Linked DNA regions of Homo sapiens: region 2 is linked to region 1. Evidence: chromatin contacts called from ENCODE Hi-C or POLR2A ChIA-PET data. All regions are on one chromosome and are shown on one strand. The core of a region is the stretch at or near the end of the contact, and the rest is flanking DNA. Distances in the headings are between cores, read along the strand shown. Region 1 holds the start of DTNBP1 (dystrobrevin binding protein 1). Region 2 overlaps ATXN1 (ataxin 1).

Evidence for each region. A loop is a pair of places that touch in the nucleus more often than their neighbours do. ChIA-PET counts read pairs that join two places held with the same protein, here RNA polymerase II (POLR2A). Pooled maps may share reads with other maps.
Region 2: a pooled map shows a loop between it and region 1 (2.0-fold over the local background). The contact joins the enhancer-like site here to the promoter of DTNBP1 in region 1. A Hi-C loop is called at or near these places in 1 of 168 maps with a recorded cell type or tissue (ascending aorta) and 1 of 50 pooled maps. POLR2A ChIA-PET finds 5 or more read pairs at or near these places in 1 of 52 experiments (PC-9).

Annotation. Positions count from the first base shown.
Region 1 is chr6:15,660,778-15,664,277 of GRCh38, forward strand. DTNBP1 (dystrobrevin binding protein 1) reads right to left here and starts at 2,251. Exons shown (of 10, transcript NM_032122.5): 1 at 2,037-2,251. The coding sequence starts at 2,092. RefSeq lists an enhancer at 1,458-1,507 and a silencer at 1,738-2,247.
Region 2 is chr6:16,689,011-16,692,510 of GRCh38, forward strand. The region is part of intron 2 of ATXN1 (ataxin 1); the gene reads right to left. Among named protein-coding and RNA genes, the nearest start is that of ATXN1-AS1, 70 kb to the right of the region's middle. Within about 2 kb of position 1,946, at least 4 of the 41 ENCODE cell types and tissues checked have a DNase peak (open chromatin) inside an H3K27ac peak, as active enhancers do; they include PC-9, where a contact is called at or near this core.

The sequences.
Region 1 (3,500 bases), core at 1,001-3,500:
GTCAGGAGCATGAATGCTTCTGAGGCAACCATGTGACCTAGAGTTATAGTAACTACAAGATGGGCTCTTGTGCCATCAAGGAATTCCATGAAGTACTAACAGGAGAATAATGGCCACTCTCATGCTACAAATGGGCCATTTCAGCATCACACCAAAAAGTTTTCAATACAATAATTTACGCTCTGAAAAGAAGGTACTTTTACTAAATAGGGAGAACAAAATGCAAGCACGCAAGCACACCCATCAGTGAATGACTCCGAGCGTCCATAACTTTCTAAACACCAAACTAACAAAAATGATTGACGCATGGTAAGTGCTCAAGCGTTTGACAGTTTGTTATTCAACGCCCAATGTGCAAATAGTATTAACATTTTTGTCCATTAAGATAAAATTTTGGCTAACATCTTTCTCATTAGAAATTTAAAACGAGGCTGGGCGCAGTGACTAATACCCATAATCCCACCACTTCAGGAAGCCTAGGAGGGAGGATCTCTTGTACCCAGGAGTTGGAGGCTGCAGCGAGCTATAATAGCGCCACTGCGCTCCAGCCTGGGCAACAGAGCGAGAACTTGTCACTTTAAAAAAAAGGGGGGGAGGGTGGGCCGGGAACGGTGGCACACGCCTGTAATCCCAGCACTTTGGGAGGCCAAGGCGGGAGGATCACAAGGTCAGGAGTTCGAGACCAGCCTGGCCAATATGGTGAAACCCGTCTCTACTAAAAAATACAAAAATAAGCCGGGCGCCTCTAGTCCCAGCTACTCAGGAGGTGGAGCCAGGAGAATCGCTTGAATCCGGGAGGCGGCGGTTGCAGTGAGCCGAGATCACGCCACTGCACTCCAGTCTGGGTGACAGAGCAAGACTCCATCTCAAAAAAAAGGGGGGTGGGGGGGAGAAATTTAAAACAGTATGAGTGGAAATGTTCTCACATTCAGTGCATCCTCCAACAGGATTTGTAAGCTAAAGTTGAAAGATCCTTTTCAAAGACAGATCTTTTTCACTTTAAAGGAATGAAAAAATTAAAATTAAGCACTAAGTAACAATACTGACATGATGCTTGCTTCGTGTTTTACACATTAATTCATTAATCCTTGTAATAACCTTTTAAGTACCATCATTATCCCCATTTTACGGTAGCGGAAACAGTACATTGAGGCAAGGCAGCTGAGTAACTACGTTTGATTTAGTGGTCGAGCCAGGATGCCTAGGCAATCTGGCGCCAGAGTCTCGGCCTGTGGTTCCCAGGCGTTGGTGCCCACTGGAATCCCCTGGGGATCTTTAAAACGCCGTCTCCAGGCACTCTGGTCAACAGGTAGGGGGTGAGACCTGGGCATCAGAACTCTGAAAGGTTCCCAGGTGATTCTAAGCAAAGTTTGGGAACCGCTGGGTATTAAAAGCATTCCTAAAGTTCTGTCGCTTCTCCTGCTTAGGAGTTCCTTCGCCGAGGCGCTGAGCTCACGGCAAAGGTAGAGAAAGGACGCAACGGGGAGGGGCGGCCAGCCTTGCCAAGGGTTAGGCCGGCGAGCCGGGCGTGAAAGCCGAGACGCGGCGCGGAAGGCTGTGGCCGGAGGGTGCAGGCTGCTGCGCGGTGCGATCCGACTCGGGGAGGGTGGCTGGCCCAGCTCCAGGTGCGCACGAGCAGGTGTCTGCTGGGCCGAGGGGCGCAGGCCACTGTGCCGCGGGGGCGGAAGCGGTGAGGCGCGCTGGCTTCTCACATGACTTCCCTCCAGGGCCCAGCTGATGCTGCCGGGAAAGGACCGCAGGGTCCCACACCCCCCCCGGGCGCTCCGCTGCGCCGCCGAGCGCCTCCCGGTCCTGGGGGGTGCGCGTCACAGGCGGCCCGCAGGGACCTAAGTTACTTTGCGCCGCCCGACGCGAGGACGCCGGGAAGTTCGTTACTTTCCTCGGCGGGGCGGGGCGGGGAGGTGCGGGACAGGACGGACCCTGGACCGTGGCGCGGGGAAGGGAGCGAGGCAGGGGCATCCCAGGCGGCGGCCCGGCCCCCTCAGGTCCCTTTTCGTCGCCCACCGTATACCCACCCGGAGGTGAAATCCTGCTGCACGCTCAGCAGCCGCTCGCGAAGGGTCTCCAGCATTGCCGCCGCCGCCGGTCTCCTCTCCTCAGGCCTCGGGCTGCTGCTGCCTCTGTCGCCCCCTGGGTCCCACGCCGCCAACCCCGCGCTGTCACCGCGCGCCCCGCACTCCCACTACCGGCCCCGCCCCCGGTCTGGTCCTCGCCGCCGCGCCGCAACCCCAGCCCCTTCCGCGTTCCCGCCCCGCGCGCGCCAGGCTCGCGCAGCCGCAGTGGACTGCGCCGGGCTCGGGCTGCGGAAAAGGGGCGGGTCTTCCCCCGACCGAGAGGGCCAGTAGCTCCTCGGCTCATTCCTATCCCGCACCAGGCCTTCTCGTTTTTTTTTTTTTTTCTTTAAAATGGAAGCGGCATCGTGAAAGGATGATTTAACTCGAAGCCTCCTTTGAGGGAAGTGTTGGCTTTTACGTTTTGGAAGAGAATTGGATCTCTCTCTTCAATAGGCGATGTGCACAAATCATTGCATGGATTCTAGGTCCAGGATCTGACCCCACTGGCTTTCACCTTGAATGAGACAGTCAAATATTGAGCCTCGGTTTCTTCATTCATAAAATGGCAATAATAGTCGACTGTCTCGACATTCTTACTTTCCACTCTCTCTTTACCCCCCCAGGCTTTTGTGCCCTACACACCAAAGGTGATCGCCTTTCGCGAGTCACCAGTGACTTCCATGTTGCTGATGCCTTTTATTACTTCTCTGCCCTGATTTTTTCTCCACCTCTCAGTGGCTTTCAATGCAGTTTATCATCCCCATCCTTAAAACACTTTCTTCTCTTGCTAAGCACTCCATAGTTCCTCTCTCCCTTCCGCTCCACCCCTTCTCCTATTTTAATAGCCACTCCCAAGGCTACAGTCCAGCCTCCCCAGCTCTTCTCTCTTCTCCAGATGTGTTGTTCCATAGATGGATAGCATAGAGTCTATCCATTACCACGCTGTAAATTCTGTCAAGGAACCGATGACTCCCACAGCTCTATCTTCTGCCCTGTCCTTCCTCCCTCTCCGTCAATTCATACCAGTTGCTTACTCATGTAAGCATGTATACAACATGTATCCAAAAGGCATCTCAGACCAACATACACAAAATTGAAAATTTCATTCATTGCATGTTCACCTTTAATCTGCTCATCCTGTATTTTCCGTTTCAGTAAATGACACCACCATCCACCAATTTGCTCAAGGTAAGACACTTGAAATCACCTCTGGTTCCCCTCTTTTCCTCATTCCCCATATTAACCCATCAAATCCAATCAACTCTACTCCTGAAGTATTTCTGGAACCTCCTTCTCTTTCTATATCTTCACTATATTTATCCTGGTCGAAGGCACCATCCTCTTTCAATGGGAACACAGACAGTTCTTCCAGATTCTACTCTTTTGCCATACACACCCCTATAATCCATCCTTGACACAGCAGCC
Region 2 (3,500 bases), core at 696-3,195, 1.0 Mb after region 1:
TGTGTACGTGTATATGCAGATGTGTATATGTGTACTCTGTGTGTGTGTATGTGTGTGTGTGTCCATGTATTTAAACACACTGCTTTTCCTATATGCAGCAGGAATTTCCTATCTGGCATATGAAGACAATACATACTCTTTTGGATGGAGCTGGTGAGTCAGGCAGTGTTTTGGAACTGCAATACTTGAGTCTGCATGACTCATGAGGAAAGCAAGTCTGGGGTCTGGGACTGTTGTATCAAAATGGGAAGGAGTGGGAAAGAAGATGGCTTTTTATAATTTAAATTTTTATTTTTTATATTGTTGTAAGTTTTTACTTTTGAGACAGGGTATCACTCTCTTGCTCAGGCTAGAGCGCAGTGGCATGATCATAGCTCACTACAGCCACAAACTCCTGGGCCCATGGGATCCTCCCACCTCAGCTCCCGAGCAGCTGAGACTACAGGCAAGAGCCACCACACCCAGTCAATTTTTTCTTTTTTTTCCTTCCTTTTTTTTTCTTTTTTTTTTCTTTTTTTTTTTTTTGTAGAGATGGAGTCTCCCTATGTTGCCCAAGCTGCTGTCAAACTCCTGGGCTCAAGGGATCCTCCCACCTTGGCCTAGATTTGTATTTTTAATTGACAAATAATAATTGCATGTAGTTATGGGTTATAATGTGATGTTTTGATATAGCTACATATACTATAAAATGATTATATTAAGCTGATTAATATGTCCATCACCTCACATACTTATTTTTTATAATGAAGACATTTAAAAACGTATTCTTTTAGCAATCTTGACATTTATAATACCTTATTATGAGGGCTAAAAATGAATAATATTAATAATCCTGTACAATGGGTCTCAGAAACTTAGCCCTCTTGTCTAACTGAAACGTCTGTACCGTTTGATCAACCAAAGATGGCTTTTGTTGGCAATTCAATTTTTTTGACAAATTCCTCATTTTTGTCTTCATTTGGAGTTTTTATCCATTACAAGAGAGGAAGATGACACAAGCCAGAATAGAGGAAGATGAAACAAACCACTCAGGATTCTGAAGGGAACACTGGGTTGGGTTTTTTTTAATTTTAATTTTGATGTTTATTATTTGTCTTAGAGACGGGGTCTCACTATGTTGCCCAAGTTGGCCTTGAACTCCTCTGCTCAAGTGACCCTTTGGCTGGGACTGCATGAGCACACCACTGCATCAGGCTCATCCAGTTGAGGTTTTTTAAAATACTGTTTTTGCTCTGATTGGGTAGCCTCAAAGAGGAGGAAGAGAGTCATGATGAGCTTGATTCAGAATCTTCAGCTCTCCACTCTATCAGCAACCTGCCTTCCTTCAAGTCTACTTGGCCCAGTGCTGTTATTCCTCCTCCACTGGCAACTAGATGTGTGAGTGACATTGATTCCTATTACCAGAGGGATTAACTCCAAAGTTCTCTTGAAGGTTTTACAGTTCTTTTCCAGCAGTTCCTCATTCTTCAAAGGTAATTAACCTCTTGATGGGCTTACAGCAGAAGCAGTGTTAGAAGTCCCAACACATTGATGATATGTTATAAACCAGGGGAGAGGATAATTGGAAAATGTATTTCCAGCCTCATTGGAAAATATATTTCCATTTATTGAGAAAAAGTAACTCAAGTGTTTAGGAACATATGAATCACAGAATTGTAGATTGGCAGAGGCCTTAGAAAACCATGCTATTTCGACTTCTACTAATAATGAGAAAACGGAGGTGGAAAGAGGGAGAGTGACCTGCCGAGCCACAGTTACCCAACCAGCACCAATGTAGTCAGTGCTGCCTGGAGCGAGACCTGACCATACTGTGGGGCAGAATCTCCCCTCCAATCCCCTTCATAAAGCACGATGATGCTGTTCAAACACAACCTGTGCCTCCTGTCCTTAGAGCCCCAGATTTCATTTTAGGAGAGGATTACGAAATAATGACTAAGCTCTGAAAACTGAGAATGAGACAAAGGAAGAAAGGGAGATAAGAAGGAAGACAGTAAGAGAGTCAACAAGCAACTTATTGTAGTGTTTGCAATCACTACTTGTGCCTTTCATTACATTTAAATGCATGTCGAAATGACATGATGCAACCACCTTCATGCATTCTGCAGTGAAAAAGATGGTGCCAGGTTGGAATTTCATTGTAAGTGTCGCAGAAATATCCCTTTGGAATCAGGTCCCAAATCATTATTTGCTCCTTTTATCATTGTCATCATCGTGTATCATGGCAAAGCTCCCTGAGGGGAGGAGCTCTGTCTGTCTTGTTCACTATCATATTCCTTACACCTACGGCATCCATGGGACAAGCTAAGTAAAATTTACTGAAAGGCTGAATAAAAACTTCCACATGGAATGAAGAAGAAATATGCATAGTTTGAAAATGCATATGCAGTATTACAGTTTTCTGTAAAGGAAAATGAAAGAAGACCTGTTTAAAATTTAAAACCACATTAAAAGATTGAGAGTTTTTTGTATTTATAAAAAGCTGAGGTATGTTAAAAATGGAAAGCACCTATTAAGCTGTTACTGTCAGTTTCACCTGTTAAGTAGGTACTATTAGTTAAGCCAGCATAGTTCCTGAGTTGCAAAGCATATACAGGCTGAAGTACAATGTCAAGAAAACATGTTAAAGGGTGGTAAATAAATAGCCACTGAGAAGATACTCTGAACAGATAAATAAGAAAAAAGCAAATGTAGTTGAAATAAATGGAAGCTCTAGGCAGTGTGTGGACAGACAGAACAAAAGTGGTCACTGTTTATGCCTTGGCCTGAATGTCTGTGTGCCTCCAAAATTCACATGTCGAATCCTAACTCCCCACGTGATAGTATTAGGGAGTGGAGCCCTTGGGAGGTGCCCTCTTGAATGGAATTAGCACCTTTATCAAAGAACTCCCCCAGGAACTGCTTTGCCTCTTCCACCATGTGAGGATACACAGAGAAGGTGCCATCTGTGAGCCTTAGAACAAGCCTTAGAATAGGCCGGGTGTGGTGGCTCAAGCCTGTAATCCCAGCACTTTGGGAGGCCGAGGCGGGCAGATCACCTGACATCAGGAGTTCGAGACCAGCCTGGCCAATATGGTGAAACCTCATCTCTACTAAAAATACACCGGGCGTGGTGGCACGCACCTGTAGTCCCAGCTACTCAGGAGGCTGAGACAGTAGAATTGCTTGAACCTGGGAGGCGGAGGTTGCAGTGAGCCGAGATCATGCCACTGCACTCCAGCCTGGGCGACTGAGCGAGACTCTGCAAATATGTACTTTATATGATTAATCTATTTGTAACCATTGAAGTAAACATTTTTCTTTGTGCTTTTAAATTCAAACCTCTACCTTAGCAGCCATATCACAGTCACAAATTAACTATATGGCAAGTAATCTGTATGATTACTTTGGGTTCTCAGATGACTTGCTATGTATTTAATGAAGTAAAATTGTAAGTCAAGTCAGATATAGGTAGGTACAATAATATTAACAAATGTAATCAAAAGATTTGTCTATTTTAAAGA